Linked DNA regions of Mus musculus: all the other regions are linked to region 2. Evidence: chromatin loops called from intact Hi-C (ENCODE). Cell type or tissue: left cerebral cortex. All regions are shown on one strand.

What was found. A loop is a pair of places that touch in the nucleus more often than their neighbours do. Peaks named below come from ENCODE experiments on the same cell type or tissue, not always from the same donor. Only the 100,000 strongest peaks of a DNase experiment are listed, where the experiment ranks them.
Region 1: it touches region 2 in a loop (4-fold over the local background); 2 of 42 quality-filtered maps call a loop at or near these places.
Region 3: a loop joins it to region 2, with 4 times the contacts of the local background. A loop is called at or near these places in 13 of 42 quality-filtered maps.
Region 4: it touches region 2 in a loop (4-fold over the local background); 2 of 42 quality-filtered maps call a loop at or near these places.
Region 5: a loop joins it to region 2, with 7 times the contacts of the local background. A loop is called at or near these places in 5 of 42 quality-filtered maps.

Annotation. Positions count from the first base shown.
Region 1 is chr14:60,174,569-60,179,568 of GRCm38, forward strand. It overlaps Gm33582 (a long non-coding RNA gene), which reads left to right. Exons shown (of 3, transcript XR_874667.3): 2 at 2,223-2,369; 3 at 3,297-5,000. Among named protein-coding and RNA genes, the nearest start is that of Gm33582, 5.4 kb to the left of the region's middle. In left cerebral cortex, no CTCF peak of the experiment used is centred here; DNase peaks (open chromatin) are centred at 2,368, 2,683, 3,124, 3,336 and 1 more place; H3K4me3 peaks cover 2,583 bases; H3K27ac peaks cover 1,953 bases.
Region 2 is chr14:60,249,744-60,254,743 of GRCm38, forward strand. It overlaps Nupl1 (nucleoporin like 1), which reads right to left and starts at 1,736. Exons shown (of 15, transcript NM_170591.2): 1 at 1,420-1,736. The coding sequence starts at 1,526. Gm38641 (a long non-coding RNA gene) reads left to right here and starts at 1,731. Exons shown (of 3, transcript XR_874661.1): 1 at 1,731-1,810. In left cerebral cortex, CTCF peaks have their summits at 1,528 and 2,464 (motif pointing left); DNase peaks (open chromatin) are centred at 1,285, 1,802 and 2,352; H3K4me3 peaks cover 2,611 bases; H3K27ac peaks cover 1,921 bases.
Region 3 is chr14:60,691,675-60,696,674 of GRCm38, forward strand. It overlaps Spata13 (spermatogenesis associated 13), which reads left to right. Exons shown (of 13, transcript NM_001033272.2): 2 at 1-874. Among named protein-coding and RNA genes, the nearest start is that of Gm41165, 9.9 kb to the left of the region's middle. In left cerebral cortex, a CTCF peak has its summit at 3,119 (motif pointing left); DNase peaks (open chromatin) are centred at 1,673, 2,146 and 3,125.
Region 4 is chr14:60,186,242-60,191,241 of GRCm38, forward strand. LOC108168164 (a long non-coding RNA gene) reads right to left here. Exons shown (of 3, transcript XR_001781273.2): 2 at 540-633; 3 at 1-84. Among named protein-coding and RNA genes, the nearest start is that of Gm33582, 17 kb to the left of the region's middle. In left cerebral cortex, no CTCF peak of the experiment used is centred here; DNase peaks (open chromatin) are centred at 2,157, 2,353 and 3,710; H3K27ac peaks cover 1,177 bases.
Region 5 is chr14:60,375,888-60,380,887 of GRCm38, forward strand. It overlaps Amer2 (APC membrane recruitment 2), which reads left to right and starts at 1,805. Exons shown (of 1, transcript NM_028113.4): 1 at 1,805-5,000. The coding sequence starts at 2,360. The coding sequence ends at 4,378. In left cerebral cortex, CTCF peaks have their summits at 2,224 and 2,428; DNase peaks (open chromatin) are centred at 1,885, 2,344, 2,929, 3,642 and 2 more places; H3K4me3 peaks cover 3,333 bases; H3K27ac peaks cover 3,289 bases.

The DNA.
Region 1 (5,000 bases), 75 kb before region 2:
CTCGTCTTCCCTAGCGAACAAGGATGTTGCAGTCCCCAGAGAACAGCTCCCCCTTCCTTCCCATCCTCGCTCCCAGCCGCCACTGCCTGCACACCTGTACACACTCTCTGCTTCGCCTCCCTGTTCACCTGTGTCCTTTGCCTGTGCATGTAGGCCCCAGGCTGGGTACAAGCTGAGAGCCACCAAGAGCAAGTGTGCTTTGTGCTTATCCCTAGTCATTGGGCTCTATCCAGAGAACACCTATCCTGTTCAGGGCCCTGTCTCCAGATCCCTGAAGTGTCTGGCACACAGAAGGTGGTCGTTGTATATCCAGGACCTCAGGCTACAGCCTGTCACAGACAACTGGGCTTTGGATCCCCATCACTTGATAAGTAAGAGATCACTGTGGAGAAGAACTGAGAAAAGTACAACAGGGCACCCTGAGCAAAATGGGAGCCTAAAGCTCTCTCGCCAGAAATAATGACCCCAGGTGGAACTGCTTTGCTAAACAGCTAGTTTGGCTGTTTGGCATCTGCTCTCAAAGGACTGTTAGCCATCAGACCTGCTAGTTTGCAGAAAAATGAGAAACAGTGGGAGTCTTTGAAGATCACATCACTAATATTGTATGGGAGTACACAATCGTCAGGCCTTTTACCCAGGTCTCCACCCGACCTCTCACCCATCCATGACTTATGTGTTCGAAATAGACCTGTGTTGTCAAGTCTCACATTTTATCCTCCACACCCCCACATCTGCCTCTAAACAGCTCTGCTCTGAGCCCTGCTTCCCACTGTGGCTCATGCCACAGACCACTGAGAAGCCCCTGTCTGGGATATCCTTCCTGTTGCGGTTGGACTGCATAGTCAGTCTTCAAACAGTGCATTCTCTCTCTTACTTCTATGGGAACCACTCCATTTGCTTCTCCCTCCATTAGCTGCAAAGCATAGCCTAAAAGGGTACCATGAACAGTCTGTTTCCAAGCCCGGTCTTCTAATCCTCTCTTGCACTCCCACTAACAGATATCTCTCCCCACAGTTACACAATAGCAGCTCTTCCAAGGTCATCGGTGACCTCCACGGAAGAGTCAAGCATCAATGCCCAGGTTCTTTCTGGAGCTTTTGGCGACATTCCTGACTCCCCGAACTGCTTCACACCCGGTTCCAAAACCTTTCTGTTGCCTCTAAGAGCCTCCAATTTGAAAATAGTGAAGTGCTCAGGACACCTTCTGATTCCTCTGGTATTACTTATATAATTTTTGGAACCCAGCGAGATGCCATGCACCTTGCGCAGAAATCAAGACCCAAAGCTTAACAACTGCAGAACATTAAAGCAGGCCTCTCCCAGGAGGAGGCCCTGTGCGCCTGCAGGAAGGGACCCATGGAGGCATCCTGGGAAGCACCTGAAAGTCAGGTCTCTGGCTGTGAACTCAGGCTCATGAGCTAGTCTCTACTAAACATCCCTACTAGGTTCTCCAGCAGGCACTTCAGATGCAATATGATCAAAGCTAAATCTCTCAATCTCCCATCATCTCCAAAGAACTAGCACTCTGCGCTCTCCCCATCCAAGGGTGTTTCTTTCTTCACAAAGCCTTGTACCCTTGGCACTGCTTTGGAAAGCACACATTTCCTTCCCTCTGGTACCTAGGCTGTCCCTCTGATTGCTCCCTGATGCCCCTGGGACTCTCCACCGCCTTGACTTGATATTTTGCCTGGTGACCTTTTCAGGAAAGGATTCTGCTCAAGACGAATGTTGCGGTGTCCTGATATTGCCCATGTTACTCCCTCACATTGCTCAATGTAAAGGTCGTTTATTTTTATATGTCTATTATCTCAAGACAGACAAAACCATAAACTTGACAAGGGACTTCAGCTCCAAACCCTAACCTTGAACGCTCATCAAAGATCTACCCAGACTCCTTTCAAAGGGGCCTGAAATGAAAGACGGGCATCGTTTTGGAAGTCTCCTCTAGTTTTGCATTATCTAAGCTCTGGGTCACCTATCAAGTGCTGTAGCGACAGAGTATCTGTGTGCTGGGGTCATGTTCCCTAAGTACATTACACAACAAAGGCATCTACAGTGAATGGTTGGAGAGGCTGTGTTGAGAAGCTGTGTTGCAAGTCCCACCGAGGCCCCTGCAGCTTCTGACCGCAGTGAAACCCTGCGCTACTCTGTCCTTAGAGTAAGCCAGAGCACTTGGGCCCCAGGTGGTGAAAACATTATTAGTGACATTCTGCTTCCCTTAGGTCTCTGTACAAGACCATACACTCGGTGACGCAAGCAGCCAACCTGAGAGGCAAGAAGTTCCCTACACTTGCCAAACTGTGCCCACGACAACTAGGAACAGGACAGAAAACGGCAGCTCCAGTCCTTTCCAGCATCAGCATCACCGTGTAAGGGCGCACAGACAGGCACGCGCGCGCGTGCACCAACACGCAAACGCGCACGCGGACGGACACACACACACACACACACACACACGAACACACATGGATACACGCATACACACAGACACATGCACACACGCATGCACAGCGTGCCAGGGGGGTGAGACTTCTCTCACGCTCGCCGCCCCTCGCCCCTTCCGCACGGTGTGAGGACTTTTGGCCGCGCGAGTGCAAGGTTGTCTGGCCAGGGGTCAGCAGGGCGTGGCGTCCGGAATCCCGCAGCTCCAGGCGCCCGGGGGAGGGGACAGGGCGAAGGGCGGAGCAGTGTCTCCCAGCCCTGGGCGCCGCCCCCGCCCCGGTGGCCCACCCTCCCAGCTCACCCACGGACGCGCCGATCCTCGCCCTCCGCGGTAACGACATCTTAAAAGCCTGGTCCAGGCCCGCGCCGTTCAGCATCGCGCGTGGCTGGGAGGCTGGGAGGCCAGAGGCGGGCGGTGGGAACTACGCGGGAGGCTGGACGCCAGGACCACTGCGCCAGGGCCATGAGCGAGCGGGCCGAAGGCTGAACGAGCGCCGCGGGTCGCCCTAGCCAGTGCCCGCAGCCTTGAGGCTGCGCCGACCGCGCCTCCCGCACCGCAGCGGCCAATGCGGCGGCGCCCGGAACGCCGCGGCGGCCTCGCTGGCCCGGCAGCGCGGGGGCGGGGACCCGCCCGAGGCTGCGCCGCCCGCCCGAGTCCTGGCAGGTGGCTCGGGAGATGCGGGCAGGGCTGCGGGGCTGGGTGCGGACTCCCGGAGGAGATGGGCGCATCTGGGCGGCTCTGGGCCCCAACCAGTCGCTACCTTATCTCCCCTGCCTGTCCCTTGTGCTGTGCAGCGGTGGGTCCTCCGACTTCCTTCCCTTTTTGTTAGCAGCTTCTGCTCTTTTGTATCCAGCCCGACAGGGTCTGCATGGGTCCTTCGTGCAATAAGAATTTCCAGGTTGAGACCTGAAATTCAGTGAAGTGCTGGGTCTGCAGCTCCTGTCCTCAGCGGTGTGTCACAGACCAGAGACCTCCAGAACGCTCACCCACCACACACATCCACTCCCACGAAACACGCAGTGCACCTTCTACATGCAAACAAATCTATTGAGAGGTAAGGGATGACTGGCCCAAGGTCACTCGGCTTGCTTTTGTTTGATTTCTCCCTTCACTTAATGTTTAAACTGAGTCCTTCTGAGCACAGTTCTATGGGGGGTAGTGAAAAAGCCAGCTAAATCTTTACTGTGTCTGACGAAATCTTGGCTTTAGACTAAAAACAGAAAAACAAACCAGCCAACCGGATTCTGATCTTACTCTTGCAGAAGAGATCAATCATTACCTTTCCTTTTACATAAAGTGGGGGAGCCTCAGGGGCTTGGAGGGCTATGGAGTGATGGGCTGTAGGAGGTAAGAAGGCGGTTGGCTCAACACGACTCAGTAGCCAGTGGTGGTTCAAACTTCAGGAGTCTAACCACGAGTGGTGTATTTTAAGCATATGTAGCACAGCCGAATTTGGTGAAAACTATTCTGGTGATGAACTCAATCCCGTGCGCACAACAAAGCACACATAAACTTCCTTAAGAAACAAAGTCAGCTAAATACGGATTGGACGTGACTATGCAAGTCCATAAAGATAGGTTCTATAGATTGACTGAGGGAAAATAAGTTTTTGATAAGAGTCTCAGGAAAGGTCTGGTGCCAGGAAAGTCTCGGGCCATGCAAACAGAAAATAAAAAAAAAAAAAAAAAAGGCCACCAGGCTAGGAACCGTCAGCCCTCTGGGCCAATGACAGGTGCTAATTCTTTTCTTTGAAGGGACAACCCTGTGTGCTTAGCAGCCCAGGCTCCCCACTTGGGTTATCTGTGAGCACAAACACCTCCAAGCCTCTTATGATAAAGCATGGACTCTGGCCCTAAGGGTAAACATTGTATCTGAGAAGAAATGACTCTTTAGCAGGAAGGTCCAAGAAACAGGAAAGGGATCAAGTGTTGAGCAGAGTGAGCTTCAGGGCAGCCCAACTACTCAGTGAGTCTCCCAGGCTGCTGAGGGAGCTCTCAAAGCTTAGGCTGACCATCGCACTGAAGCGGTTGGAAACATTCGTTTATTATTATATATGTTATCATCAGCATCCCCCAGACAGGAAACAATGACCACAACTCACTGAGAATAGAAAGAATAGACAGTGGTCGTTTGTAATTGTTCTCTGATTTCGTGGAATCACAGCATAAGATGGGCTCATTGCTCCTGTCTTTGTAGGTACCTTCTGGTAACCAAATTGTCCAACAGCCCTGGAGAAGTGTGGTGACGGTAGCCTAGGAAGGAAGGAGTCTTATTGTGCTGGGGCAGCCTGAGCTCACTCCCAAATGTAGCTCAAGATGACTTGAGACTGGTGGCAATCCTCCTGCCTCAGCCTTCCAAGTGTGGGGATTACAGGTATGAGGTATCATGCAGGTTTGTGGGAGGAGCAATAAGGCAGTCAGTTTACTTGCCACATGCAGGATAGACTGTCAAGGGCAATCGGGGAGTATTGCACTTATCTCCATGGTAAATGCCCCTCATTGCCTTTGCAGAGTTGGAAAGATTAGGTTGGTATTAGGCACAGAATGCAGACCTCAGT
Region 2 (5,000 bases):
ATAAAATATATGATATATATTTATATAATATATATACTATTTATATATTTTGTCTTGTTTTGTTTTTCGAGACAGGGTTTCTCTGTGTAGCCCTGACTGTCCTGGAACTCACTTTGTAGACCAGGCTGGCTTGGAACTCAGAAATCTGCCTGCCTCTGCTTCCAGAGTGTTGGGATTAAAGGCGTGCACCACCACTTCCCAAACTATCCCTCCATTTTAAATTTAAAACTTGGTAGCTCACAGTGGGCCTTAACTCCAGTGTGGTGTGGTGTGGTAGTGGTGGTGGTTGGGGGGGGGGGGTGTCTGACGGACTCTTCTGGTATTTAAGGGCAATGCACAGCCATGATGCACAGATGCAAGCAGAACACCCACACACATTAAATAAAAATAATTAAAATCTTTAAAAAAAAAAGAACTAAGTAAGATACACCATTAAAAACGACAAACCTAAAGCCAGTTAATCGATGACACAAGAAAACAAGGTGAAAGTTAAAAGAGACAGCAGAGCACACCGTCGCCTGTGTCTCGACAACATAGGTAGTGAAGATTAAGAAAGCATATGCAAAAATGGGACTTAACTGGGGCAGTCTGATTGTACTGTTATTTTGGATTTGCTGTATCTAACGGGGGCTGTTAAGAGAGAGAGAGAGAGAGAGAGAGAGAGAGAGAGAGCGAGCTTTCTTTGAGACATTAAGCCTATAGGTCTTGTTATGCCTCGGGAGATACCTGTCCTTCGAGTACACATTTCCTCATTTGATCAACTCTTTACCAAAGGCCGAGTCTGAGTGATTAATGCTTTCAGTGAAATAGCTTTTTGGAATCCCTAGCTACTCATCTGTCACTACCGGAATCTATTACACAAACTGAAGAATATACCACTTAAGCTTGCAGTGAACGGAAAAGATCATGTGGTGGATGGTTATAACACAAAATGCTTTGCGATGCTATGCTAATCTGTATAGGGCACAAAATAACTATGATACAATACATGCCATAAAAATGTTAAAAAGACAGAAGGGGGTCCTGTGGCACAAAGGCTTGAAACAAACAAAAAATCATAAATCCAATGCATCGTAACGTTCAAAACCGAAATCTAAACCACCCGGGGATATTTTTTTTAACTTACATCCTACCTATTTTTCTGTTCCTAAAAGCCAGCAACAAGCTGTCATTCATTCAACACTCATTCTATCCCTGAACCCGAGGGGTCGCGTAGGCGTAGCCGCGACTCCAGGCCGCTTCCCGCAGTCGGGCCCACTCCGCGTCGTCGCGGCGCGACCGGGGACTGCAGAGCCTCGGCGGCAGGGGTCCACAGCCCACTGCGCGGCTCGTAGGGAAGCCTAGCAGCCTGAAGGCAGGCCTCGATGTGCAGACCTCCGCGGGGAAGCACCAGGGTCCCCTGCTAGGCGGCACCATTACCTAGACGCGACGGTCCCGAAGGAGAAGCCGCTGCCCGCTCCGGTCCCGCCGGGGGCCACAGTGGTGGAGCCGAGGGTCCCAGACCCGAAGGAGAACCCCGTGGCCATGGCGGCCCTTGGCGCGAAGGCGTCAGCTAGGGTGGAGAGGCCTAGGACGCTTCTGTCCCTTCACTGCCGAAGAGGGACGTGCCACATAGCTGGTGCCCAGCGGGTACCGGGTGGGAAACAACCCCAAGCGGCGGTGCGGCAAGGCGAGGGCGGAGTGGGCGGAGCCACAGGCGAACGCATGCGCGACACCGCCCGCGCGCCGAACGCACTAGAAGCGCGCCCGCCGCGCAGGGAACCCTGGGATCGGAGTGGAAGCGGTACTCGTGTGAGGCCGGGCGGATGAGGTAAGGTGGGCGCCCCGCCTACTCGCTTAAAGCGCTAAGCCCCTGAAGTGCCCGGAGAGTCTCGCGGGATTTCGTGCTTTACTTCCTGAATGAAGGCCCTGGAGTGCGGCTTCGGTCCGGCCTCCTGTCAAAAGCCATGCGTAGAGTTCTAGAGTTGGAGAAGACCTTGGTCGTCACCTCACATTCCTCCAAGGGGACGTCTGAGTTTCATTTGGGTGTCGCTGCACCCGAGAAAAAAAGAGGGTGTCTACCTTTTGAGGGTCCAGAAATGTACGGGTTTTAAGTCGCACACGCTTCCGGTCAGCACCCCATGGTACTGCACGCTTGTGCTTCCTGCACGGAGGGTTCAGCGGGGCGGCGTGACACTGCCAGGCTCCTCTGCCTCCGAGTCTGAGGTCAGGACACTGTGCCCCAAATCCTAGTGGACGGTGAATGGGATGGGTGCCGTTCTTGGGGACCTTCCCTGAAGACTGCTTCCTGGCTATGTGGCTTTCCCATAACTTGGGGTATTTACGAGAGGAACTGCGAATTGGAAAGTGTAAGGACAGGGATGAGCGATCTGGCTGGAGAGCTGGCTCAGCACCGACTGCTCTTCCAGAGATCCTGAGTTCAATTTCCTAGCAACCACATGGTGGCTCACAACCATCTGTAAAGGGATCTGATGTCCTCTTCTGGTGTGTCTGAAGACAGCTACAGTGCACTCATACATAAAATAAATAAATCTGAAAAAAAAAAAAAACCCAGAGGGATGTAAATTAGAATGTACGGGCACCCGGAGCAACGTGGGCACCAAGAAATGCTTCTTAGCGGTGGTCTGGGGACACTGCCATCATATCATGGTTCTTTAATTCTCTGGCAGGAATTGGCATACTATTCCTGCAAGTGCGTTGACCAGCTGCCAAGTTTTGTTCGATGAAATTGATCCCATCATCAGACCCCTCAGATTTATGCTAAAGCACAATCCTCCCCATGGTAGTGATTCGAACAAAAGCCCAACGGTCTCTGAGTCTGGCCCTCAGTGCCCTTTATATGACAAATCCTTGGCACTTCTTTTCTCACAGCTCCCCCACAATTCAGCACTTGTTTTGTGTTGACCTTGAGCATTGCTACCTGCAGTTGGCTGAACCGGAACACCCTCCAGATTCATTGTAGAGCCCTGTCCTCTCCCCCAAATACTCATAGTGATGAAAACTCTGTTCCTCGCCATTTCCCTTTGGCAGGTCACAAAAGTTAGATGACGTCAAAAGGTGTGTTTGGCACATGATGTCATGTCAGCCATGAGCCATGCAAACTACAATAAGGAGTAACCTGGCAAGATATCTTTATTGGTGCAGTAGTGGCATGAATGTCCCAGTAAACTTTCCTTTTAACTGGAAAAAAAAAAACAAAAACAAAAAACCTAAGAGGAACCCAGATTTTTATTGAAAGGCTCCAAAACTTGAAAATACCAACATAAAATTAGCAAGAGCTACATGTCTGGCTCTGAGGACTCATAAGGTCAGTGAGAAAGGATGATTATTTTAAAATATAGTAGAGACTAATATATGTCTATGACCAGAAAAACTGTGGGCATATGGAATACTTTCAGTAATTCTGTAAATCTGTGACTTTAAAATTCAAAAATTACTGAAAAATCTCAACCTGACTCTAATAAAAGCTTGTGCAAAAAAAAAAAGAAAGAAAGAAAGAAAGAAAGAAAGCTTCAGAAGATACATTCAAATTATCATATATTCATGTATGATTTATGGCAAAGTTTAGCTATACAACAGTGATAGTTGACCCATATCCCACAGAGACAAAAAACCTGGAATTTTTGATCAATGGTATTATAATATATTGCATGCTAGTGGATACATAAAGTTTAAGACTAGACTTAAAAAGTCCCTTGCCTCTGTTAATGCTTCCCAATTGTATGTAATTCTGCCCCAGCAGCATGTGGTGTTGAGAGGTGCTACAATTTACAGAGTGTGGAAAGTTAACTGAAGAGGGGACTCCATCTATACACTTCTGGAGAAGCCCCCTCCATGCTGAGATAAGATTTCATATGCAGCTGTTTTGTACTCCTAACCCACTCCTGTAAGTAAGCCCGGTGAATTTGTTGGTTGCCCAAACGAGATATCGGTGGGATGTGTCCTTTGTCACTCCCTATCTGGAGTGAGTAGGTGTTTGTTCATATCTCCCCAGGAAAAGGTCACACAAAACCTAGTCTAGTGTAAGCAACCAAGCCTCCTCCAAAGGATCATCTAAGCACTCTTTGCCATGACATTGCTAATGTTTCTATTGTCTTCTATGTCCTTATACTGATCTGCATAATGTTTTTAGTAAGCTAAGCCTGATGAATATACAATCTCTTATTCCTCCCACCACTTCAAAAACAGTTCCTTATGTGCTTCTTTACTGATTTGAATTTAATTTTCTTTCTTTTTTTAACATTTATTTTTATTTTATGTATGTGAGTACACTGTAGCTGTCTTCAGACACACCAGAAGAGGGTATCGGACCCTATTTCAGATGGTTGTAAACCACCATATGGTTGCTGGGAATTGAACTCAGGACCTCTAGAAGAGTAGTCAGTGCTCTTAACTGCTGAGCCATCTCTCCAGCCCTTAATTTAATTTTCCTTGGAAGATTATCAGAATTATTTGAGGTTCATTACAGAGGCATATTGCACCAGCAAGGACTTGGTGCTTGCTACTTTAAAGTCTTGAGGCACCACTAGCCCCGGCCCAATTAAACACCATTTACCTCTTGAATGTTCTTGGATTAGATAATTCAAATGAATCCAGAATATAAATCTGCCTAGTGGCATTTTCATGGTTTTAATGTTTCCAACACAAGCTCTGCTCTTTCTGTTCTCATTGTCAAGGTGGATCCTTCTCTGGGGGCACTGGATTGGAGGAGTTTCTGTCTAGGGTGTTATGTAGTTGGGGCTTCCATTGGATTCTCACCTAAAGTGAACCCTGCACTTGGACTTTTAGTTGGGCATCTAAGAGGGTATCAAAACAGATAGTAAACTCATCTGATTGGCATGGCATGGTCTTCCTGCAGCATCAATATCAGTATCTTGCTCACCTCTGTAGATGCATACATTCCACCATATTTCTAGCTATAAGATCTCACTGTCTTGCCAGCTATTTAATTCTTCATAGAATTGATCTTATATTTTCTATTACTTGAGGTTTTCTTTTAA
Region 3 (5,000 bases), 440 kb after region 2:
CGACAGCTTGAGCGTCCTGAAGAGCTCCTTCAAGCGCAAGTCTGCATCCAACCTCACGGAACTGCAGGGTGACAGGCAGGTTCCCTCCAGAACCTTGAGCAGCTTCTTCACAGACCCGGAGAAGCCGGGTGGCTCAGAGAGAAGAACCAGACGCTGGAGGAGCCCCATCCGGGCCAAGGACTTCGACAGAGTCCTGAGACTGGTGAGCAATGTCAAGGATGCGGCTTGGAAGAGGGAGGCCCCCAGGAGTGCAGCCCCTGGCCCTGGTCCCGGTCTCGGGGATGAGAACCCACTACTTGCGCCACGAAGCAAGCTACACGATGACTACTCGCGTCGTACTAGCAGCAGCGTGGAGCCAGATGCCAGGCGTGGCGGCTCACCCTGTATCCCTGCACCATGCACCACTGCGCCCTACGCAGCTCCAGAGCCCCACTTAGATGTGGATACTGCAGTATTCCCCCTGGAAACTAAAAGTGCTCAGCCACTGGGAAATGATGGACCTCGTGCCAGCAGTCCCTCACCAATCCCCACGGACCCAGAAGGGTTGAGCCAAGGCTCCAGTGAGGCACATACTGGCAGCCAACATCCTTTTAATCCCGTGCAGCTTCCCACTCCTCTGAGACCTACCACACCCAAGCCCCAAAGCCCTCAGAGCCCAGGGAGTACTAAGTGCCCCAGTAGTCTGAGTGTGCTGTCCCTCAGTTCAGCGGACAGTGAAGAGCGGACTGAGGATGCTTCGCACAGGCAACCGGGACCCGTGTCCCTCCAGGATACTGTCCTTAACGCTGCTGGTGATGTGGGGGGAGAAAGCGGTGACAGCTATTTTCCCGAGAATCTCGATGGAGCCACCCATCCAGAAGAGAAGAAGGAAGAGGTAAGGGTCTGGGTGGAGTGCCTCTGGTGGGTGACAGTGTGGGAGGGGTGATTTCTAGTATTTGCTTTGCCATTCATCCAGCGATTTCCAAAGACTCCTGGTTCTGTCTGTGCTAAACTGGTCATATTCAGTTTTAGCGGAGATGGAAGTTATTGGCTTAGCTTGCCTGGTTCTGGATGTGCCTCCCTGCCAGGTGTTTACGTGGCACGTGCAAGGTTCCAGGTTAGCCCTCCAGCACCAAACCACACCATCCCACACACCTTTATCCCACTTAAAATTGAATTTGCTAATAAATACGTTCCCTTGATGTAGTGTTTGCCACACCATTCCTGGAAAAGATGTTTATTGAGTATCTCCTATGTGCTGCTAGGTCCTGGGGATTAATGTGACCACTAGGGTTTCTCAGCGTTTTCACATTTGGAAAGCATTTTATCACCCCCATACCATCCGTGTATTTGACATTGTTGCTGTTCTCCTTCCCGACAGAGCCCTTGTAAATGCAGTTCTTTGTGTTAGAGAACATTACGTGTCTTGAGTCCTTTTATTTCCTAGGAGTGAATTAGAACTGTGCTGCTCAGTACCTGTCACGCCCAGGATAATGCTTCTTCCAAGAGAGTTTAATGATGGCCATTGTGCTTATTTTTAGGGCAGAGCTCCGAGCAGCTCTCGGATCAAGTCAGCAAATAGCTGTCTGAGCTGCAAGAGCTGAGATCCTTTCACGTCCTGTCAGGCAGCCAGACAGTTTTACTCCTCTGTGCAAGTCTCACTTTATAAGAACATTCAGTACTATCACCTTACATAGCTAAAAGACAGAAGCGTAGCCGCGTGTGCGGGTTGTAAATGTTCTTTGCATAAATTTCTAGACGGTGTTACAGCTGTGAATTGGTGCTTGCAGCAGGAAATTACTCCTTAGCAAATGTTCCCTCCCACTCAGCCCTGGAGAGGGCCGGCAGAGGAACGATTGCACAGTTGGGTATGCAAAGAGAAGCCAGAGTAGCCTGTGGATTTGCTGTTATAAATTTACTGAGATGATGCTCTGTAGCCCAGGCTACCCTCAAAGTCACACTCCAGAGTGCTGGGGTGATTGGTGTGTGCCACACTTCCATGGCTGGCAAATATCTATTTTTGACCTTTGCTATCCAGAGACATCTAGGTCACAGAGCCTTCTGGAAAGGACCGAGAGAGTAGAATTGCTACAGAGTGCTTTAGGGAGATCCAAACCAACTTTCGGGACATCCCAGGATATCCAGTCAGCAGACATGCAGCTACAGACTCTGGGCTGGAGGCCCAGTGTGTCAGAGCTTTCTAGTATTGAAGATGATTTACTCATTTGCATTCTTAAAAAAAAAAAAAGAGGCGTGGATCCCTTGCAGGAGACAGGCAGCCCTGAGAAACAGTTAAACGATGCTGACTTTGATTGGCCAAAAGGTTTTACTCAGTTCTGAGTATGCCCCAGCAGTTTTGCATCTGTAGCATAAAATGCCCAGGCCACCGGCTGGGTGTGGCTATACACACACGTGTGAGCTCAAAGACTGGGAGATGAGATGGAGGCAGGAGAACTGAACTCAACACTGTTCTGTTACATAGCATGGCCATCTCAGCACAGAGTTTCATTTCAAAGACTGGGCAGTCCTGCTGGCTTGGCCCTCTGACAAGGGTAGCCTATCCTTGTCAGAGTGACAGATCAGATCTCAAGACTGGGGACAGAGTCGGTAAGGTCACATGGTCCCCCTCCAGGACATTCCCCAAGTGAGCTAAGGACCTTTCACTGGAGTCCCCCAAAGAGTTCCACAGCACCGCCTAATACTTTCACCCCAGAGACTAAACTTTAATCTTGAACTTTAAAGGACGTGGACCATCCACACGAGCTTTGGTGAGACATTCACTGTGCAAACACTCGGCCCTGCCCCCATGTCTGATGCTCCATGACTCTAGTAAAGGATCCTTATGAGTCTCCCAGGTTCTGCGTGTTAAAGGCAGGACCCTGAGCCTGAAGAGTGCTTCCCTCCCACGCCGAGTGTGGTCTCTGGGGCTGTATAAACCCTGTCTCGACGGGGAGAAACAGGAGGGTGAGAGTTTTAAGGTAATCATCAGATACGTGCTTGGCTATGTGGAACCCTGTATCAAAGCAAAACAAAACACGAAGTAATTTTGGGAAAAATTTTAACATATTACCTGGATAACTAGGAAAAGGAGGAAATGCTGTTGTCATTTGCAAAACATGGCCTTTTCCTGACACCTGGTGGTGATTCTTGGTAAAGCACAGTACTGGGTTGGGCAGGACCCTAAAATGTTTTCCTTTTAAAAATGCTATTCAGGCGGGGCAGTGGTGGCACACGCCTTTAATCCCAGCACTTGGAAGGCAGAGGCAGGTGGATTTCTGAGTTTGAGGCCAGCCTGGTCTACAGAATGAGTTCCAGGACAGCCAGGGCTACACAGAGAAACCCTGTCACGAAAAAACAAACAAACAAACAAACAAACAAATAAATTAAATAAAACGAAAATGCTATTCAGAAGCTGAGTGTGCTCATACACATAGATCTGTAACCCCAGCGCTTGAGATGCAGAGGCCAGAGGTTTTCAAGTTCAAGGCCAGCCTGAGCTACATAATAAGTTCTATCTCAGAAAGCCGCACACAAGCAGAGTTCAAGGCCCAGGGCTGCCACTCTATGGTAGAGATCTTATCTAGCACTTGCCTGGCCTTGAGTTCCATCCTTGCATTTGGAAGATAAAGGCTATTTGGAATTTTTCTGTTAATAGTGTTCCTCATTTTCTAGAAAGGTGCGGGAGCCATAGTTTAGAGTGTGAATACGGAGTTTCCAAAAGGGATATTGTCTTTCTACCTGTCTGTAGTATAGAGTCATTGGCTGTAAGTAGTGAGCACCAGCTGTGAGCCTGTCCCAGGCACAGTGGTGAATCTTTTGTAAATGCTTCTAGTTTGGTGGTACTCTGGCTGTGCTCCTCAGAAGACACCAGTTAGGGATCTGGGCAAACTAGGAAGTCTTGAACCTCTAGGGTCTCAGTTGTCTCTAATGTTAAACACTGTGTTTATCTAGCATCTTAACATTTTCAAAATTACTACTTTAAGGATGTGTTTTATCTATGCATGCTTGTTTGTGTACCATGTATGTACCTGGTATGAGAGGAAGAGGAAGAGAATGTTTGTTCTCCATGAGCTAGAGTTAGAGATGGTTGTGAGTTGCCATATGGGGCTAGGCGTCTCACTGGGGTCCTCTGGTCCTCTGTCAGAGAAACAAGTGCTCTTACGCACTGAGCCATCTCTCCAGCCTCTAGCCCTCAAAACTTTTTGTATGTAACACTGCATTACAGTTTTACAAGAAGTGGAGAAATTCTTCAAATAATTAGATCGATCTCACATTCATTTTATTATAAGACAGAGTCTTATTCATCACCGGCTGCCCTTGAACTCACCATAAAACCTTGAACTTGTGATCCCCGCCCCCACCCCTGCCCCAAATCCACCTCCCAAGTGATGAGACAACAGATGTGGACCACTGAGCCTGTTTATGTCGTACCAGTGATCAAACCGTTTATACAAAGCAAGCACTCCGCTGCTACTGCCCCAGTCCTTTTAAGAGTTGAGTCCCAGGGTATCCTTACAGTGGTGTGTTCTGTTCAGGGGTGGAACCAAGCCCAGGATGTTTTGCATCTCCCAGGTACAAGAGACTGAAGTCGGGTGAAGCCTAGTAAGACATACACGCGACACTGAGATGCATGTGAGAATTGTCTGGCATGGAGTAAGTCCCACAAAAGACACAGAGAACGGATAAAGAAGAGGTGTGGTTCTCAACCAATTGTGCTCACAGGTCCTAAGGAAGAAAGAGTGCGCCCCACCCATGCTGAGTGTGATCTCCAGGACTGTATAAACTCAGTGTAGTGTTGCCTGTTCTGCGCTCTCACCTCTCCGCCAGGGGTAGAGATGAGAGAACCAGAGAGAGGTTTCAGGTAATTCTGAGTTTACCTTCAACTTAGGCCACACTTGACTGAAAGGAGGCAGGTTCTGGGAGGTGTTGTAGCCCAGACAGGATACGTAGATCTATAATATTGCGAAGAACAAGGAGTAGCCTCGTTTGGTTTGATGTACAACAACTCGGGTTAAGATACA
Region 4 (5,000 bases), 64 kb before region 2:
AACATGACTCTTCAAAGTGATGGATGCTCTCTGTGCTTCTTGTAGATCACATGATTCACAGTGCAAGTGTTTTTGATTCTACAGCTGGGGACAGAAAAATGACTTTTGAAATATATAGCATTCAAAAGCTAAATCCATGGTTACATCCAATTTTTGAGTCTAAGAGGTCCAAGGAATCTGATAGACTCTTCTGCTCTCCACAAGCAACATACACACACACACACACACACACACACACAGTGCACACAGGCAAAACTCTCATAGAAGTAATAATAATGATGATGATAGTAATAATAAAAATAAAGTTAACATTATTTTTAAAAGTTCCCAAAATTTGTTTGAGAAAAATCACATATAAATGCTTCAAGGCCAACTTACTTAAAATTGAAAGAGGCTGTATTTGGCTCCAAGACTATCAGTCTCTGAGATTTGGAACTGTAGAGAAGATTTAAGTACTTCTTTTTGTCACCCAAAAGAAAGGGCCACAGGGAGTAAGTTTTCTCCTTTAACCTTAGGGAATAAGCACACAAAAGTCTTACCTAGAGATCCTCAGCGCTAATGCTATAGATCAGGTGGTTGCTTTCTGTTGCTTCCAGCTGGAGACTCACCTCTCCTGCCTGAGCTCTGCTTTCCCTGCATTTGGGAGATCAGCTTCAGCAGTCAGAAAAGCACTCAGCACTGTTTGCTTTCTCTGTGTTGATTTAGCCTGATGCTGTCAGTTACAATAAACAAGTCTCCATCTCCCGCCTTTATCTGGACTGCAGCTTAATGTAGGCCATGGAATTAGGAGAGTGGGAAAAACTCAGACCATGTTATACTGAATGAGTAGCCCCAGTGAAAATGATAACTTACTAAACATATAAAGACATGTACACACACACACGCACGCACGCACGCACACACACACGCACGCACACACGCGCACACACACACACACATATATACACACACACACACACACGCACACACACGCACGCACGCACGCACGCACACACACATGCACCACACCCTGCTCCTCCTCTCTCAGCTTCACCAAAGGCCATGGAAATGAGATCAGCAGGAACCCCCCCCCCCCACACACACACACACAACTTGGCAAATGGGCTCCTCAGTGGTGAGAATTTCTTAAATGGGCAAAATCTGGACGATATTTTGTGAAATTAGCACTGCACAGTTGGTTTGCAGTCAGCACCATCATTTTCATGGGGTGAGAATATTTTAGCTCATTGTCCTCCCTTACCTTTCCTCCACTGTTCTCTGATTTTTTTTTTCTCTGAATAGCAAGAGATAGCAGAGGGAGACACGTTTCAGCCAAGGCTAGTTTGTTCTGAATAATTTAACCCCCAAAACGCTGAAAGTAGCATTTAGGCAGAATGGAGCATTCTCGGGACCTTCTGAATACACTGGCCAGTGAGGAAGAGAGAAGCCAGCACTCTAGAGCTCTGATGGAGACCAGGCATGAATGGAACATGACTCAAGGGACTCACGTTCACAGGCAAGATAGGTTCCCTCCCCAGGGGGACCTCCCCTTCTCAGAGGAGGAAGGGTGGGGCAGGTGGGGGAGGGTATGTATGTCGAGGGAGGGGACTGGAAGGGTAGGGGCTGCAATTGGGATGTAAAGTGAATAAATAATTTAATAGAAAAAACAGATAGGCTCCCTCTATACTGCTTTTTTCATCCCATCTAGCTCCAGACCCACCACAGAGCAGGTAGCCATGGCTGTCAGAGGTTACCTGAACATAGCCTGACAGGACAGAGAGCAGGTGAACCCCACTTCTGTGGCTTTTCAGAAGCTCTTTGTGTACCACACATTTCACTCTTTCCCAGAATGGATCCACGTGCTCCTCCCCAAAAAACAGTGCCAATATACACCATTGCATTGGTGACGGAACTTTAGAAAAACAAGTCTATTGAACACACTTAGCCAATTTCTCCCCTCATATTCTGGAGAACAAGAGGCTCACTTATGAATAAAGGGTAGGTAGGAACTAGTGGGATGTGACATACGCTTGTCATCTCAGCCCTCGGGGAGGAGGCATGAGCATTGCTGACTTCCAAATGTGGGCGACTAGAGGACTCATTTGCTGAAGGAGGGCACCAGGCCCACAGGCCCTGAGCAGTCAAGTAAAAGCAAAGCCACCTCCACTCAGCCCACGCCTGCCTCTCCCTTCTTTCTCCCTTCCCTCTGGCTTCCTCAGCACAGCAAGCTCCAGGACTCCTGCATATACATCCCTGTCTCCTTCCCTTCCTCCCTCAGAGAGAGGAGAAAAGCTCACATCATGGAGAAGACCCAACCATAAGGATTAGGAAAAAAAGCACACATTCAGGAAGGCCAAAGGAAGCACAAAGAGTTCCACCTAAGCAGAGTCCCCTGAGGGCAAACAAGCACCCTGGCGATGCAGCCAGTGACTCATCTCTCAGTGTAGCTAGTTGGAGGAAGCAGGTGCCTATTTTAGAAAGCTTGCATAGCTTTGCTCAGAAAGATTATGTACTTTTTCATGCTTCTTGGTGATAGCATTCATTTTGTGAGGATTTGGGAGTTTTTGTTGTTGTTGTTGTTGTTGTTGTTGTTTTGTTTTGTTTTGTTGTTATTCACCTGTTGTTTGTTTTTAAGACAGTTTCAGGATCTCACTATGTAGCCTTGGCTGTCCTGGAACTATGTAGTCAAGGTTAGCTTTGAACTCATGCACATGCCTGCCTATGCCTCCTGAGTGCTGGGACTAACGGTATGTGTCACTGTGCCTGCCTGCCATTGATATTCTTAAGTCTGTTTTCCGCTAATTGGTACTTTAGTCACACTGTATTTTATTATTTTTATCTCAATTTATTTTGATTTTTTTCCTTTGAGTTGGGCGTGGGATTTCCTATGCCAAAACCAATTATTGAATTCTTGAGCATTAAAGTTTTCAGACCCCATGGTTGTTAACCTACTAACAGAAAGGGTGTTTTGCTAACCATCAGAATCATCCCAAAGGCCTATAGGGGAAAACAGATTCCTATTAAACACCCCCATCCCAGACCAAACCTGCAAGATGACTCAGAGGGTGAAGTATACACTGCCTAACCTGATGTCTGAAATCTCATCCCTGGGTCTCAGATGGTGGAAGGAGAGAACTGACTCTTGAAAGTTGTCCTTTGAGCTCCCCAAGTATGCAGTGCCCTGTACATATGTGTGTGTGCATGCGTGCACAGAGACACACACACACTAAACAAACAAACAAACAAACAAATGTAACACCTCATCCCCAACTGCCCAACCAAGGCATTCATCTAGTTTTCCCATGTGGAGATTCAATGACCCCCAACTATTAGAGCCATCCTATAAGAGATGTGTACTTCCCTCTTGGGTCATACAACTGTGAACTGGCCTAGTCATTTCAGTTCTTCTCTGTCTTAACAGAAGAATAACCATCCTGATCTGCGGGAAATGGGCAGGCCTAGGTTATGGACACACCTCTCAAATGGCAAACTATGTCTATAATGGAGAAAAGTGGGAGTCAAGGGCAGGGGACAAGCTGAGTCAGTCTTCTGGGGAAACCAGAGGATGGGCACTTAAGTCTTTGCATCAGAAGCTGGCAGCTTAGAGATCACTCAGCAAAATGGCTAAAATCCACAGACGGGGCTCTGGGGAGCTGGGGAGAGGATTCAGAGGGCCTGAAAATCATGTTGCACTGTGAGCTGGAACCGCACACGCCACAATCAAGCTATAAATAGATGACAAGCTTTTGGGCTTGTCATCAGCCTCATCCGCTGAGACAAGAAATGAATGTATTAAAGAAAGCCCGCTGTTGTTTCCAGATCAGACCACAGTGTGCAAAATCAAATCAGCCTGGCAGCTGTGTCCTCAGAGGCAAAAAAATCTGGTACAAAGGTTTCTGACTCAGCCCCTATCCTGGTCTGCTGCATGTCACAGGTAATAGTTACATAATACTCAGTCTATCTACAACTTATTTCTTATGTTTCTGCACTTGTAGTTAATTCTTTATGCTCTTTTTAATGTTCCTTTCTGATCAGGTTAGTGATGGCCCCATAACATGGAAGATGATTACAGTGTAAAATAGCCCATGGAAGTGAGTCCTGGGCCTGATACATGACCACCATCAAACCTTCAAAGCGTTAAAGAGAGTTTAATGAAAAGGTACTGTCTTAGTTAGTTTTACTGCTGGGAAGAGACACCATGACCAAGGCAGCTCTTATAAGGACAGCATTTAATTGGGGCTGGCTTACAGGTTCAGAGGTTCAGTCCATTATCATCAAGATGCAAGCATGGCAGCATCCAGGCAGGCATGGTGCCAGAGTAGCTGAGAGTTCTACATCTTCATCTGAAGGTCGCTAGGAGAAGACTGTCTCCCAGGAAGCTAGGAGGTAGATCTCATTGCCACCAGCACAGTGACACACTTCCAACAAGGCCATACCTACTCCAACAAGGTCATACCTCCTAATAGTGCCACTCCCTGGGCCAAGCATATTCAAACCACCACAGGTACGGAGAGGGTAAAGGAGATTGGGAACATTCTAAAGAAAAAACAGTGAGTTAAAATGAGACCCATGAGCAATAAGGAAACTCATAAGATGGGCAGGGATCCCTGAGGCAGTATTTTCCTCAGAAATGCAATAGAAGTGGGAGAACTGACCCCCCTGGATAAGCTGGAGACCTCCAAAAAGAAAAGCATCCCTGTAAAAAATGGCAGTTTCAGCTTGAAAAGGGGTGTGTGATAAAATATGAGAAAGTTACTTAGAAGTTCAACTTGGAGGGCAAGAAGATGTAAATGATTAGTCATCAAAAGGGTGGATGCCCAGAGAGCCAAGAGAGTAGTGATCACCAACAGTTGAACCTCTACAGCAAACACTGAAGGATGAATGGAATAGTCTGTATGAGATGCAGAAATTGAAGACAAAGTGGCTGCAGACCTCATATCCTGAACACAGAAAAATAAATAGCAACTTCCAGGAAAGATATAACCAAGTTCCCAGCCCAAGCCTTTGTGGGGGGACTGGAG
Region 5 (5,000 bases), 130 kb after region 2:
CTCACATGGGAGAGGAAGTTGGGAGTCCACACTCAGTCTACAGCTCACCTTGCTCACCTTGCCTGTGGTCTGCAGTGGGTTAGCAGAAGACTCTAAGTGTCCTGCTTCCTTCCTCCGCAGGGGCATGGCTCGCCACCAAGGAGCCTTCCCTACACTGAAAGCTGCTTTGTCTTTCTCTTTGAGTATCTATGTCCCAAAGGAATGGTAGCAATCCCATGTTCCTTGATCAGTTTTCTCTCTGGGGATTCAAGAATTCTTATGTAGATGAATTACTTTTGGCCTATCTTGGTAGATGGCAGTGCTCTACTGGTTAAGCAGGCCACCTACTCCAGCTCTTAGACTTCGAGACTTGTGGTTTTTCTAGACTGTTCCTCCCAATTGTGGTCTAAAGCAATTTCAGACTGGCATGGTTACATATATAGTAACACACTTTCTAGCCAGCATGGTGTGTTGATGTGTGTGTGTGTGTGTGTGTGTGTGTGTGTAAAGAACTGAGACAGACTTCCAATTGTCCTCCAAAAGCTTTCAAAGAAATAACAAGTGACTTTCTCTTTATAGTTCTTCATGTCTAATCTTTTGCAGGGCAAACGGGACTCTGTTCCATCATGTCACATGATCAATTAGAGCTTCAGGAAGTGGGCCAGTGAGAGGGCTCAGTAGGTGAGGATTCTTGCCCCCAAGTTTGATAACTGATCCTTAGGACCCACAAGGTAGAAGATGAAAACTTCCACAGGTTGTCCTCTGCTGTGGTACGTGTGTGCCCAGACACATAACACACAATACACACATACAAAAGAAGTAAATATTTTGAAAAGAAAACTCATTTTTTTTTAAAAGTCTGTTGTTGTATATTCTGTCCATAAAGAGTCCTGTTAGTAGGTGGAAAGAGCTGGTGGGGTTTGAACTCTGAAAACAGAAAGGTCCTTTGATTCCAGTCTCAGTTTAGAGCCGTTTTTTCATTGAGATGAGAAAGAGCAACATGACTGCTCAACTCCATGGTCTAACTGTGAACCCTGGAGGCTGCCTTGGCCAACAACTGAATCTGCAGTTCAGTATAAGTACAGTATATAAGTAACTCTGAATCTGCAAAATATAAGTAACTTGTGGAAAATAAATTCAAGAGAAGCAGGAAAGACTGGTGTTTGTATGTAAATAGTATATACAATCAAATAATCACTATATATAATCAATATTTTTAAAATAGGGTTATTAAGGATTATAAAACATGAATCTTTTCCAAATCCTTCCCTATTTTGCTGGCAAGCCCTTGGTTAGGAAAAGCTACAATGTTAGCAGTTGTCTTCAAAGTCAGAACACAGAAACCTTACCCACACAGGTTGTTCTCTGGAACCCAGTTCCCTTTGCCTCTAGACCAGTGGGGTCAGAAGCAACCACAGGGACGACCTCTGACCCCTGTCTGGTTTTCCCCCCTGTCCTATTGGGAAAGACAGCGAGTGGGGTCCTTGGGTGTTCTTAGACAGGGGTAGGCTGGGCACAACAGAGAGAGGTATACTTACCATACCCCTGAATGAAAGAGGAAGACTGAGCCCAGGCCTCTAAGACCCACCTGCAGAGGGATCAGAATTCTCCAACCTAAGTTCTCAGTGTGCTCAGTCTATTGTGACCAATTGGTGGCTTCTGTGACTTAAGCCCCATGTCACTGGGGTGGGGGATAAAAGCTTTGTGGTCTCCCAAAGGACCAGCGAACCCTAGGGGACTGTTGCACTTTCGTTGCTGAGAGCTGCTAATTGGTATTTGACTGACGGCTGTTGCTTCTGTAACAGGAAATCAGAGCCACATGATCAGAATACAGCATCAACCTGAAGAGGACTACATTCGGCACTGGACCAGACGCAGGCGTGAACAGATTGGCATGGTGCCTCTTGGGCTTAGTACCCACACGCTAAGACCTATGTGAAGGACCGGAGAAAGATAGGAGGCTGCATGAAGTCCAAAACAGATGATAAAGGAAAAGGCATTGTTCTTTGTGGACATGGGGGACGCATGTGTTAATTTTTGAAGCTGCGATCCTAGGAAAAGCTGGGCTAGAGGAAGAAGAACCTGAGGTGGTGAGAATCAACGCACTGGGATCCAAAGCCCATAATTATGAATTTCATTTTTTTCTTTCGCCTCGAGGCTGCGATGAAGGCTCTTGCTACACAAAAACCTATGTGGCACCCAGGATATTATATAAGCCCTTGGCAGGAGGGGAGATAGTCCGGTTTGTGCGCTTCAGCCGCCGCAGTTGCAGTAGCCACAGCGCAGCAGCGAGAGCCGCTCAGGTTGATTTAGAACGCGGGTGACAGTGGCCTGGCGCGAGCCTACGGCTGACGACAGCGGCTGATCCCACTCGGTTTCCATGGAGACGGGCAGGAGCCGCGGCGGCGGCGCGGCTGTCAGCGAGCGCGGCGGCGGCGCGCGCGCGGGGGTCTGCGGGAGGCAGGAGCAGGCCGGGGCCCTCGCTGCAGACATGGACTCGCATTGTGAGTGCGCCGCGGAGACGCCCGCCGCAGAGCCGCCGTCGGGGAAGATCAATAAGGCTGCGTTCAAGTTATTCAAGAAAAGGAAATCGGGGGGCACCATGCCCAGCATTTTTGGGGTCAAAAACAAAGGGGATGGGAAGAGCTCGGGGCCGACGGGAATGGTGAGAAGCAGGACCCACGACGGACTAGCCGAGGTGTTGGTGCTGGAGGGCAGCAAGAAGGAGGAGCCGCCTGGCGGGAGCGATCACAGCGGGGCCCGGCCGATCCCCGGACCCCCCAAACCCTCCGGGCCTGGCCTGGGCTCCCTGGCCAGCAGCTCGGTGGCCAAGTCCCACAGCTTCTTCTCCCTGCTGAAAAAGAACGGGCGATCGGAGACCGGCAAGGGAGACCATGCCGAGGCGAGCAAGGCTGGCGGCAAACAAAAGAGGGGGCTGAAAGGGATCTTCAGCAGCATGCGCTGGCACCGGAGGGACAAGCGCGGCAAGGAGGAGGAGGAGAAGGCGGTGCGCGCGGCGGGCCCGGGCAACCTGGTTCTGCCCGGTTCGCTCACCGCCAGCCTGGAGTGCGTCAAGGAGGAGCCGCCCCGAGCCGCGCGCCGCCCGGACAGCCCGGGCCAGGACGCCTCGCGACACGCAGCAGGTGAGCCCGCAGGGGGAGAGCAGGCGCCCGCGTCCGCCGAGAGCGCCCCGGAGCGGATCTGCCTCGAGGCCGGGAGCCCCACCGGCTCTGGCGATCAAAGCTCCCGGGGAGAGGACGCCGAGGGGCATCGGCGCGAGGAGAAGCCCGGGGCAGCCCTCGAGTCGGGAGCCGGTGAGGTCCAGGCGGCCGAGGATGCGTCCAAGACAGGTGACGTTCCGATAAAGACCGTCCCCCTTGTCGACTCCGAAGGTGGCAGCGGCCGGGCGTCTGCTGTCCCTGACCCTTCCTCTGTTGATCCACCCTCAGACCCGTCGGCAGATCGTATTTGTTTGATGTTTTCTGACGTGACTTCACTGAAAAGCTTTGACTCTCTTACAGGCTGTGGAGATATTATTGCAGACCCAGAAGAAGAGGCAGGCCCCAGCTGTGACAAGCATGTCCCCGGGCCAGGCAAGCCAGTTCTCTCTAAAAAGAACGCCAGCGTGGTGGCCTACCAAGGAGGAGGGGAGGAGATGGCCAGCCCGGATCAGGTGGACGACACCTATCTCCCGGAATTCTGGGACATGTTGTCCCAGACTGAGGACCAAGGACAAGGAACTCAAGAAGGCGCAGCGAAGGCAGCCACTGCTTCCGACATCAAGTTGGCCCCTGAGACCTCCAGTGATACCCGGTGTGGGGAAGCAGCCAAGGACATGTCCTCGGTCAAGCGCAGGAGGCTCCACAGAATTCCCATTGAGTCCCAGCAGAAGGAGGAGCCCAAACATCCGGAGAAGGAGCATCAAGAAGGTGTTCCTAACAGCGATGAGGGCTACTGGGACTCCACCACCCCTGGCCCAGAAGAAGAGAGCATCAGCAACAGCAGCAGCAGCAAGAAGGTGGTCATCCCCAGGGATAGCGACAGTGGCGATGCTCTCTGCGATCTCTACGTTGAACCTGAAGCAAGCCCAGCCACCCTTCCTGCCACAGAGGACCCACCCTGCTTGTCCCGGCTAAAGCCGGTGTCTCCAGGCACCATCACGTGTCCTCTGAGAACACCGGGCAGCTTGCTGAAGGACTCTAAAATCCCTATTAGCATCAAGCATCTCTCCAACCTTCCGTCCAGCCATCCGGTGGTGCACCAGCAACCAGCCAGGAGTGAGGTGCCCAGAACAAAAATCCCTGTTTCCAAAGTGCTGGTCCGTAGGGTCAGCAACCGGGGCTTGGCTGGGACCACCATCAGGGCAGCAGCATGCCATGACAGTGCCAAAAAGTTGTGAGGTCCCCAAGGCCAAGGAGGATGGATGGGCCATATGTTAAGGAATACAACTTTCCCCTGGAAACCACTGAAGGAAGTTCGCTTTCTCCAAAGCAAATCATTTAGGACCCACCCTTCTCCATATGGCCTAGAAGTCTTTGTTGGAGACAGGGGCAGGACACCCTGGAAGGGGGATGTTACACCTGGAGTTCAGATAAGTTTCTGAGAATTCTTTTCTAGCGCCTTCCCTTTTCTTTTAACCTTTACAGAAGATCTGGGCTTCCTTCTCCTCCTCTTCCTCCTCTTCCTCCTCCTCCTCCTCCTCCTCCTTCTCCTCCTTCTTCCTTAATTCATGGATCATTCAGAAGTCACCTTTCTTTGCCTTTGCAGAAAATAAGATTTAACCAAATCTAACAAAAAAAAAAAAAAATCCCACCAGGATATCAGGCTGTTCTAGATTCAAGAGGGCCTTGCGGAGTCACTGAACAACAGGATTCTTGCCTTTCTTTCCAGGAAAGAAAAAAAAAAAAATAAAAAAGAACTTCGCTTTATCACTGTGTGGAAAACACCTCAAAGCTAAAGCTCCATGTAGCTGTGTGACTAGACCAGGGGGCTGCTGACCTGCAGAAAGCCCCCAGCTTCCA